3 separate regions of the Mus musculus genome follow, and regions 1 and 3 are each linked to region 2. A link is a contact called in ENCODE Hi-C or POLR2A ChIA-PET data. All regions are on one chromosome and are shown on one strand. The core of a region is the stretch at or near the end of the contact, and the rest is flanking DNA. Distances in the headings are between cores, read along the strand shown.

Region 1 (3,537 bases), core at 68-2,567, 90 kb after region 2:
GCCCAAGGTCACTGGTGATGTGGCCAAGTCCATCTTGGAACCAAACCACTGGTTATTCAAAGTCCTTGCCAAGAAGGGGCCACATGTATCTCGGTAGTGTCCTCAGTGCCCCTTAAGGGGTAGACTCATCCTTTGCACAGCATCCTAGCTGTGCACTAGTCACTGCTCATCCTGAGTGAGTCCACACACTTTTAGGACTGTCCTCGTTCCTCAACACGGACGGACCCAGCACCCACGGGACACCAGCCAACTTTGGGCCTGTACAATGATGCCGGGAGCCCTCGGGGATAACCTGCTCCCAACAGAAGAACTTTGGGAAAGCTAATGAGCCTGTGTTATGGGGAGAACCTTGCCGTTACGCTCAGACCAACCTGTTGTCCTGAAAGGGTTCCTGTCGGCCTGGGCCCTGCTGCCCTCTCCTTGCTTGTCACCCAGATTCCAAGCACTATCAGCTGTCCAGAGTTAACAGTTTCTTGAGCCTGTCTGTTGACTGGACCAGCATCCAGGCAGGCGCCTAGTCAACCCACTTGTCAGGTAAGAAAACAGACCGTGCCTGGTTTTCCTATCGGATGAGAATAGAGCAAACAGAGCCCACTCCGGAGGAAAACCCCACTTTCATGTGCCTAGTTTGGGTTAATAGTGGTGGCTGGGTAAGAGTTGATGAGTTTAAGATGGTAGAAAAGGTGGATGTAAAGAGATGAAAGAGACCCGAGGGCATACCTCCCCCAACGTGGCACCATTCCGAAGCGCACGTGTCCCTCTCTCTCACTGGGCGGCCTGCTGACGCCCGCTGGAGATTCGGGGTTCCAAGGAGGCTGTAGCATTCCCACCAAATATAGCCCAGGTTCCCCGGCCGTCCGGCCACGCTCCAACCCTCTTGGGCCGAGCTATTTATACTCTGGACGTTTGGTCGCCCAGGGCAGCTGCCCTCCTGGACGAAGCCCAGCCCCCGAGGGCTACCGGATGGATAGATAGGCGTCTACGAGGGCAGGGAAGCAGGATGCAAGCGCGCAACTGGCTGTTCATGGCCCTTTGGTGGAGCCGCAGTGGTGAGAAGGTTCTCCAAGTCAAGAAAGAATGGGGCTGGAGAACCAGGAGGAGAGAGGGTCAGGGGCCGGGAGCTCCAGGTCTGGATCCCCCGCCTGATGATCGAAGGCCCCAAACCTTGGGCGACTGGAGGCGGGGGGAGGGTCCCAGCCTCGCTCCGCGCGCCAAGCATCTCGCCGCGCCTACCTGTTACCGCCAGCCGCTGTATCTGCCTCTGTCCGCCTTGGCTGCCCGGCGCCGCGCCGGGGGCGACTTTAAGTGCTCTCATCCGTCGCGCGGCACGTCCCCCGCGCACGTCACCGCTGCCTGGCGCCGCCCCTGCCCTCCCCACCCGGACCCCGCGCCGCTGCCGGAGGGGGCGCCCTGGCCGCTGTTCCCCGACGGCGCGGACAATGCCATCTCCACTTAACAGGGAGACCAGGCTGGCACTCGCTCTATAGGCGCCCGGGGCCCGGGCCCCACCCAACGCAGACCTTCTCACTGTTCTCTTCCGCGCCCTTGGGCCGTGACTACCCACCTCTGCTTCCCATTCTACCCTCCATTTATCCCCTCCCAAGACTGTGGGCTCCTTCCATGATTCCTGCAAGAGAGTGGCAATGTCCTCGCTATCTCCGAGACTGGGACCTTTTGCCCTCCAGACCCTGGCCTTCTGGCCTGCGCCTTCTGCCGGGTGGCACACGCCCCCACCACACCTCATGCACACAGGGCTCCTGCCGCCTGCCTACTTCGGACTTTCGCCCCATCCAAACCACCATACCTTGCTCGTGCCTCAGCCTGGGCTATTGTGTGGCTGTGGCAGCTGTCTTCCCTAGTTAGGAAGACTCAGGCACCTTGGACTGACCGGGGATCTTGGGCAAGGCTGTCAACCTCCCTGAACTTCCGTTTTCCCCTGTGGTCGGGGCCCTGCAACAAAGTCAGATACAGGCACTGACACAGCCCTGCTCTGTCGCCCCTCAACTCCTATAGAAGTGATTTTTATGGGGGGATTTCTGCTCCACTCTAGCCTGTATAGCTCCCTGGGGGGCGGGGGGGGGGGCAAAGAAACCTGGTGTTTTTATTAACAAGCTGTAAGTTTAAACCGGGCAGGTTCTGAGATTGCTATAACATCCTAACTATAGACGCCACATTACTTGCCAACTGAGTCTTGCTGTGTTTGCTCTGCCCCATGAGTGTCCTCAGCGATTTTCTCTCGGCCACGTGCTCATGGTCCATCCTCCCAGACCATCCTGCCTCAAGGCAGGCCTCTTCCTTCCCCTGCCTTTTTCCTTTTCCTGGTACCTACTGGAGATACCCCTACTCATCTCAAGTTCCACCTTCCTCTCTTTCCTGCCCAGTCACAGGCTTTAGCCTTTTACTATCCAATCAGAAGTTATTGGGGAGCATTCTCCACAGCACATTGGTCAATACGCTGCCCATGTCCAGACTGCAACCTGATCTTGGGGCACAGAACTCTTGGGGCATCTGAATACACAGAGCACAAGAGCAATCCTAACACTCCCAGCCCAGTGTGGGAGATGAGGACAGGACAGCAGCTTTGCATGCTGCTCTACAAATGCTGACTTCCCGGAAAGGAACAGGATTGGGAGAGAGTAGAGCCATTCTGAGCTGGGAGAGTTCTTTCCAGTCCTCCGAGGGGTGCAAGGGGTGCCGATTCAAACCCATGCCACACAATGGAAATGACCAATGACCGGGCAGTTTGGGTGAGGAGATGAGGAGGCATCTCGGAGTATGGCCTTTGGTGGACAGGGCCCAAGACACTTACCCTAGGGTACCCAGTCCATCTCACTTCTAATGTGGCTCCTAAATGACCCCAGGTCCCCCGAAACTAGGAAATTTTGATAATAACTCAACATTAGACAAAGATCTTAACACAGCCAGAATGGGAAAGGGTGACCTCCGAGTCCAGAAGGTCACAGCTGCCCATTCTTTTGACCATGATAGCAGTGGTGAAGAGGTTGGGCACCATGTGCCTTAGCTGTGGCTCCCATAGTCCACCATCCTGAGTCCTTACCTACGAAGATGCCCAGCCTGGTAAGGCCAGATGCTCTATCACGTGTTTACTCTCCAATGGCCCTCCATGAAGAGTCATTCAGACTCCACCCATGCCTAGGGCCTGACTATTATTCAAAAGGTGCTTCAGAAACAACACATGTGAGGACCCCATAGCCTACAAGTGGCACTGTGGGGGGGGGGGGGCTTCGATCCTTAGGGATGGAGACCTGTGACAGGTAGCTGACAAACTTCAGCCTCAGCCACTGGGTATGTCACAAATACCCAGACCCTTCCCACAGATGCTGGGGCATAGCCAGGTGTACTGGCCACCCCTACCCTGCCTTCAGACCAAATAACACGGCGCTCCCAACAGGGAAACAGAAGCCAAGCCAGTGCTTCCAGGGTCTCAGAGCCTCCTCCTGTCTCCCAAAGGTTAGGAGCAGCACCATCAATAACCATGTTTCTGCAGACTCGGCGACCTAGTTTCCCTAGAGGACC
Region 2 (3,722 bases), core at 1,193-3,692:
TCACACGCACAGCAAAATTCAGAGAAAAGGAGCCCACAGAGCAAAGCCGCACATTAGAGTGAAGCCACAGTAAATAAGAGACAGACTTACCCAGCACTGCTGGAAAGTCAGCTGCTGCTAAAAAGAAAAAAAAAAAAAAGTGCAACCCCTGAAAGCCCCAGGCTTTACTCCTCACATCACTTGACCTTCAGGGTCCACTGCCTCTGCCATTTATAGGCGGTGGTACACATCTTTAAATCCCAGCACTTGGAAGGCAGAGGCAGGGGGGTGTCTCTGATCTACATAGGGAGTTTTATTCCAGCCAGGATGATCCAGTGAGACTGTGGGGAGAGAAAGGGAGAAAGGGGGAAGGGGTAGAGGAGGAGGAGGGAGGAGAGGGAGAGAGAGCACACAACTGGGCATCGTGCCTTCAGCTGAATCACTCATCTCAGAGCCTCTCCACACCCTAATCCTCTGCAGTGTCTGCAAGGGCCACACCACGCCAGCTTTTCTTCAGGAGACTTCATGACTCAGTAATAAACTCTGGTGACCCAGCTGTCGTTGGGCTCTCACCACAAGGGGGCAGAGTTGACCTGCCTTACAGGGAGCCCTAAGGAACAAAGAATTTCTGGAGCTTGCTCTCCCCAGGGACCTCTCTACAGATCCTCACCCTCCCTCATCTCCATCTCCACCCTCTGTTTCTCTTGGACCCATATCGTGTCTTATTGTAATCCAAACTTGGGTGAGTTTGCCTCCTACATACTCCATAACCCAGTCTTCAGATAAGCATCTGTGATTCTGATCATTAAACGAGAACAGTAAACCAAGGAAACAGTCAACTTCTGGAAGATATGATTGTTAGAAACAAACCCACAGAATATCATTTGAGCCTGGCTGATGGTGCATGCTTTTAGTCCCAGCATTTGGGAGGCAGAGGCAGGTGAGTCTCAGAGTTTGATGCCAACCTGGTCTACAGAGTGAGTTCCAGGATAGCCTGGGCTACACAGAGAAACCTTATCTCACAAAACAGCAACAACAACAAAAACCACTCGAGCTGAGACCTGAAAATGAAGCCCCGAGCTAAAGACGCTGCCTGGTGAGCTGGAGAGATGGCCCAGTGGAGAAGACCCTGCCTGATGACAGTGGCCTCCAGAGTCACAACCACAGTGCATCTGATGCTACCGCCCAGCACCCAGATGCACAGAGTCTGTGCCTCTTCAATCAAAATAAATGCACTGGGGTTTGGGTCATCACCTCCTCCTGGAGCCCTGGAGCCCTTAGGCACAGCCCATAGGGCCCTGTGTGTCTATGATCTCTGAAACTTGAGGCATGGTGCCCCAAACAGTCAAAAGTGTCGATGCACGAAGACCACATCAAGGTCAGCCCTGCAGAGGTGGCAGCACTCCAGTCCATGTGCCCCTGGTGTGGCCACGGGCATCCTAGGAAGGAGACTAGGTCTAGGTCTTTGACTGTTCTTACTTCCCTGTAAAGTCTGTCTTTCCATGAACTTCTCCCCTGGGGGCTAGGTGCTGATTTCTTTACTGCCCACCTGACCCAGCTCCCCTCGTATTTCTCTCCAATATTCTCAGGCTGCACAGTTCCATACCTGCTGTCCCTGTGTTACCACAGGTGACCTGTCCCTCCCCAACCCTTTGTTCCTAAAATCTTCCAACTTTGACCTTCCTTTACCTGAGTCCCTCTCCCATGTGCCCTCAAGTACCCCGCATGGCACCCCTGTCTACACCATAGCATTCCAAACCCACCTACAGGGGGAGCATCTTCCCCCTTAGAGTAGGACCCCGGAGGAACTGCTTTGAGTCCCTATGTGACACTGTACACACACACACACACAAACTCACCCCTCAGTGTGACACACTGGCTCTGGTACCAGCAATAAAACTCATGGTTGACAAGAGTCCTAGCTCTCCCCCAACCTGGGAACCAGACACAGGGCCCTCGGTTTTGTCCCAGAAGGCAGATTGCTATTGAAGGGGCTCCTAGCCGCCCTTTGGCCTAGCAGATCTGGCTCAATCATGCTTCTAAGGAAGGATCACCCAGGCCGCCAAGGCAACCACAGCCAAGGCTACTGGGTATGCTGTGTCAGGCTGAAACCCCAGTGTGTCCAGACAACAGGTGAGACCACAGACCTGAACACATCCCAGCAGAAAATGACACAAAAGACCAGAGGAAACTTCAACTCCCTCCCGGCCTCTAAACCTTTAAGTCCCTCTAATTTTTCTTCCAGGTTACAGGACTAGTTCTTATTTCTTCTTCCTCTTGACGTCTCCTGTGGAGACTCTTGGTTAAAGATGATAAAGATGTGGGCCAGCCAACCAGCCAGGGAGGACAGTTGGGGTCAGGTGGCTTCCTCCACCTGGCTTGTTGTGTTCCCTGCCCACCAAGCTCCACCTTCATCTTCAGGAAGCCCTCCCTCGGAGCTTCACCACCAATCGCATTGAACTGCCACACCCCTGTTTCTTCCTCTCAGGGTTTTTGGTGTGAACTTTCACAGTGCTCAGTAATGTGTTGTAGCCAGAGTGGCTGATTTGGCTCAGATCACCTGGATTTGGGCGTCATGACTCAGCAGGCAGTGCTGGCTTTGCTGCTTACACTGGCCGGAATCCTGCCTGGCCCCCTGGATGCCCAAGGTAAGCATCCCTGTAGCAGGGCTCCCAGAGAGCATCTCACACACCCACCTGGGGAAGGGTTGGCCCTGACTTGACTTCCCCAAGTCTTAGTCTTAGACCTGGAATAGTCCCAGCTCCGTGGAAAAGCAGAGACTTGAAAGCTTTAGTTTACAGGACTAACATCTACCCTTGGTGCTTGTGAGAACTGTGTTCTTCAGTTCCCTTTCAGAGCAGCTGTCTGTGGGAAGTCTTGTGGTAAGGTGTAAAAGATCTACAATAAGATTATGGGAGGCTCAGGCTCCCAGGCACAATTCTTGTGCAAAACCAGCATAGTGTTCATTCTGTGAGATGCTGAGGTTTGTACTCAGTCTTGCCTACAGGAAAGTGGGTGGTGTGGGTGCCAGGCACGGCAAACGGGGCTGGAATCTGAAAGAGTGAGTATCCCATGAACAAGTCAACATGTGCCCCTTGCGCAGAGCCACAGGCTCTGGATGCCTAGAAATGATGGGGGGAAGGAGGGTGATGAAGAAACCAGCATCGGAAAGAGTAGGCAAAGAGGAGATAGGACTATGGCTGTCTGGGAGTGACTGACTCACTTAAAAGAGAAAGAAAGAGTACAGCCAGGGTGGGGAGTAGTCAAAAGGGAAGTCCTTGTGTTGAGATGCAACAAAGTTGCCAAGTTCCTATAGCATTTCTGCAGAGAGGGGTGTGATGGAGGAGGCATCTCACAGGAATACAAAATGGGAGAAAGAAACCTGGAGGTGTAGAGAGTGCAGCCCCTGTGCACAGCAAAATGAGACAGCATGTGTGAGCATGCGGGTGCGGGTGCTGTGAGAGATGCTCAAGAGTGTGCAAGGACATACATGAATGTAGGATCTGTGGAGCCTCTGAGATACGTGTTAGCGTGTTTGAGTCACCGTGTGCTGTGCGCCAGCTTGGTGCTAACTGGCTGGTTCTTCACAGACGTACACCAGTCCCCCCGACTCACGATTGCCTCTGAGGGGGATTCTGTCAACATCACCTGCTCTACAAGAGGGCACCTGGAAGGGATCTTAATGAAGAAGATCTGGCCTCAGGCTTACAATGTGATTTACTTTGAAGACCGGCAGGAGCCCA
Region 3 (3,630 bases), core at 384-2,883, 110 kb after region 2:
TGCTCTAGCAGAGGCATGTTTTGCCAGCTGCAGATAAGTTTCTTTGATTGTGTTATGTTTGGAATTCTGGGAACTTTTCAGAGGATATATAGATGCTAGGGCCCCGAGAAGTGGGAGTGGATGTTGGTCGTGGTGTGTGTGTTGCAGTTTTGTTAGTCGTTATGCTCAAAGTAGAAACAAGGAAAGAAATTAGATTCAGGAATCTCTATCCCACTCTCTCCCCCCATCCTTCTTTCTCTCCTATCTGGTGATGGTGGGGTGAAACAGGGGTGGGAAAAAGAACCACAAAGTAGCAAAGACCAACTACAGGAAGCTCCTGTGACAGAGTGAGGCAGAGACAAGGGGTGTGAACATACTTGTGGAATGGGGCTGACCCTTGGACCCCTCAATTAAGGCAAGGGTTTTACATTTGACAGCAAAGAACTGGCAGTTGAGGTTACCTCACTTTCTAATAGAACAGAAGGCCCCTAGAAGTTCAGGGGACTCCCTGGCTGAGAAGAAGGCTACAAAGACAAGCTGGTTGGGGGAAGGTTCAAACACCAAGCATTTGCTGTCAGGAAGTGGGGACAGCAAGTTGAGGGAAAGAGACTGACGGGTAGAGGAAGACGGCAGGATATAGGACAGGAAAGTAGGAATGACTAGACTTCTTGATACTGCCCTCCTGGAGGAGGGGATTCCCAGACACTCCCCATCCCCTAGGAATTATGCTGGTTTAGGTGTGTATGCCAGTTCCAGGACCAGGCCACAGTTTAACTTCTTCAGTATAAAGAGATAAGAATACCATTCTTTTTATTATTTGTGACTGTGTGAACGTGCAGACCATAACATATGGGGGATAGGGAAGACTCATGGGAATTGGTTCTCTCCTTCCATTCTGTGGGTCCCAGAGTGTGAATCAGGTCATCAGACTGACACATCCACAGAGCCATCTCCCTGGCCCTCAGATGACCTAAGGATTTAAAGAAAGACAAAGGCGAGCCTACAACGAATTCCTGGGGCTCATGCAGGCCCTTCCCAGCAACCAGCCCCATTCCATCCAACTCTTCTTAGTCCAGGACACGCTCCATGAAAGCTGGGGTCTTGGAGGATCATTCACCTTTTGATGCTTGGGGTTTCAGACCAAATCGTGGATGGACTTCTTGTGACTGCGCCTTACCCAGGGCTCTGAAAGAGGATCAACTTCTTCACTTAGCCCTCTCCGCCTGGCGACATGCCCTAGGTGCAACCTCCACCCACTCTTGCCATGTGCACCCTTGTTACAGTCTCATGTGCAGTCTACAAAGGGAAAACCTGAGTCCCAGAATAACTTCCCACCCACGACTTGCAGGTTCCATCCCTGAGCTCCCAGTCCCTCCGCCTACAGGCACCTCCTGCTAAGCTGAAGTTAGCCCTTTGGGACTCCAGAATGGGCACCTTGGGGACCCTCAGGACAGCTGGGGGAGGGCACAGGGCCCCGTAGGTGTAGGTCCTTGCTCACTGGCTCGCACTACTCAGGGAGTCTGCTAGGCCACGGAACCCCAAGCGTCTCTTCCTTCGGTACCAGCGCACAGGTCGGAACTCTTTTGTGTTGAGACTCCTGTTTCTGCCCGGCGGGATCGGAGCGCCGCTCAGGGTGCACCGGGACCAAGGTTACTGACTCCAGTCGCTATGGTAACGTGGCCCGCGCTGTAGGTTCGGGCGGGAGAGTGCTGGCGCTCGGAATCCTGGAGACCCGGGTCCCAGCTGGCGCAGCTCTAGGTCGCACGCGGGAGACGAAGCTAATTCCGCTGGGACCGTCCTGGCACACGCGGTGAGTGGACGGTCATCGCATCAGGTTCTTGCTCCCCTGTAGCTTTCTTTGACTCAGACTCCCAAACGCCTACCTCGTGATTAGCCACACGCGCTTCACAGCGCTTCAGTCCCTCACTGACTTCATTAGTCCATTATCTTGTAGACTACTTGTCATCCTGGCTTGGCCCGATATTTTACACAATTAAGTTACACATTTTAAACAAGAAAATGGCGCGCTCGTGCCTCCCAGAAGGCAAACGCCCCATTACTGGGGAATACTTTCGTCGCCAAGGTTTGAGTGGTTTAAGTGGTGGCTGCCAAGGGGCTAACATAAAGTTATTATTTTCTACTCGGCATGGTGGCACATGCTTTAAAATCCCAGGATTTGGGGGCAGAGGCAGGCGGATTTCTGTTATTTCGAGGCCGGCCTGGTCTGCATAGTTCCAGGACAGCCAGAGCTATGTAGAGACTCTGTCTTAAAATCTAAATAAATAACAAGGTTTCTGTTTTCTTTCCTTTTTTTTTTAAGATTTATTTATTTATTATATGTAAGTACACTGCAGCTGTCTTCAGACACATTAGAAGAGGGCATCAGATCCTACTACAGATGGTTGTGAGCCACTATGTGGTTGCTGGGATTTGAACTCAGGACCTTTAGAAGAGCAGTCGGGTGCTCTTACCCACTGAGCCATCTCACCAGCCCCCAGGTTTCTATTTTCTTATTGTAAATAATAAACACCATTTGGGGAGGTGCTTGACTGTGTAAAAGTCTTGCTTTTAACCATATTTTCAGCTACTAATTTTAGCATACGTCAGTGAAAGCTTCCTGATTTTTTTTTTTCTTTTGATTTCATGTTTTATTCTTGCTATGTTGGGTGCAGAAAAAGAATCACAAGTTAACTGAATCAAAGGCCATTCAGACCATTCGGACTGAAGTGGGATCCAGTTTCCAGCAGTCTTTATTTAGAATCGGCATCAGTGTAGGTTTCAATCACTGCTCTGGCAGCTGGGGCCCAGGGAGAGCTGCAGGAAACAAGAACAGGCTGTATTCTCCAGGGCTCCTGCCTGGGTACAGGTCGGTCCTCCCTGGGAATAGCAGGTGGAGGATAACAGCGACTCCAAGGGATGGGCTAGTCATGAAGAGATGGAGATCATTGATGTCCCCACAGGGAGGACCTCAGAGGTCACTGCCCTTCCACCTGTATCCTGGAATCTTTTATGAAACTGCTCCATGAGAACCAGGCAGGAATTTCATTGGCTTCAGGAATAGTCCAGTATAAGCCCACTGTCTTAGTCACTGTTCTGTTGCTATGAAGAGACGCCATGACCAAAGCAACTCTTATAAAAGAAAGCATTTAACTAGGGGCTGGTGTACAGCTTCAGAGGCTTAGTCCATTATCATCATGGCAGCAAGCATGGTACTTGGTAGCTGACAGCTACACCCTAATCTAGAGACAGGACAGACTGAGACAGCCTGGCGTGGGCTTCTGAAACCTCAAAGCCCACCCTAGTGACACACACTTCCTCCTATAAGGCCACACCTCCTAATCCTTCTAATCTTTACAAACAGTTCCACTCCCTGGTGACTAAGCATTCAAATACATAAGCCTATGGGAACCATTCTTTTTTTGTTTGTTTTTGTTTTTCGAGACAGGGTTTCTCTGTATAGCCCTGGCTGTCCTGGAACTCACTCTGTAGACCAGGCTGGCCTCGAACTCAGAAATCCACCTGCCTCTGCCTCCCGAGTGCTGGGATTAAAGGCATGTGCCACCAAGCCCGGCTTCTTGTCTCTTCTTAAGCACCCACATAATTCCAGTAATTTCACTCTGAAGAACCACCATGTCTATTCTGACTCCTGGA

The links. A loop is a pair of places that touch in the nucleus more often than their neighbours do. ChIA-PET counts read pairs that join two places held with the same protein, here RNA polymerase II (POLR2A).
Region 1: a map of T-helper 2 cell shows a loop between it and region 2 (2.2-fold over the local background). The contact joins the promoter of Slc16a3 here to the promoter of Cd7 in region 2. A Hi-C loop is called at or near these places in 1 of 37 maps with a recorded cell type or tissue (T-helper 2 cell). POLR2A ChIA-PET finds 5 or more read pairs at or near these places in 1 of 5 experiments (embryonic stem cell).
Region 3: a map of left cerebral cortex shows a loop between it and region 2 (2.4-fold over the local background). The contact joins the promoter of Ccdc57 here to the promoter of Cd7 in region 2. A Hi-C loop is called at or near these places in 1 of 37 maps with a recorded cell type or tissue (left cerebral cortex). POLR2A ChIA-PET finds 5 or more read pairs at or near these places in 1 of 5 experiments (Patski).

The regions. Positions count from the first base shown.
Region 1 is chr11:120,946,847-120,950,383 of GRCm38, reverse strand. It overlaps Slc16a3 (solute carrier family 16 (monocarboxylic acid transporters), member 3), which reads right to left and starts at 1,317. Exons shown (of 6, transcript NM_001038653.1): 1 at 1,234-1,317.
Region 2 is chr11:121,038,198-121,041,919 of GRCm38, reverse strand. Cd7 (CD7 antigen) reads left to right here and starts at 2,442. Exons shown (of 4, transcript NM_009854.2): 1 at 2,442-2,627; 2 at 3,570-3,722. The coding sequence starts at 2,555. The region is part of intron 1 of Gm11775 (a long non-coding RNA gene); the gene reads right to left.
Region 3 is chr11:120,930,875-120,934,504 of GRCm38, reverse strand. It overlaps Ccdc57 (coiled-coil domain containing 57), which reads left to right and starts at 1,633. Exons shown (of 19, transcript NM_027745.1): 1 at 1,633-1,789. A430102A20Rik (a long non-coding RNA gene) reads right to left here and starts at 1,641. Exons shown (of 3, transcript XR_880367.2): 1 at 1,414-1,641; 2 at 1,097-1,164; 3 at 493-949.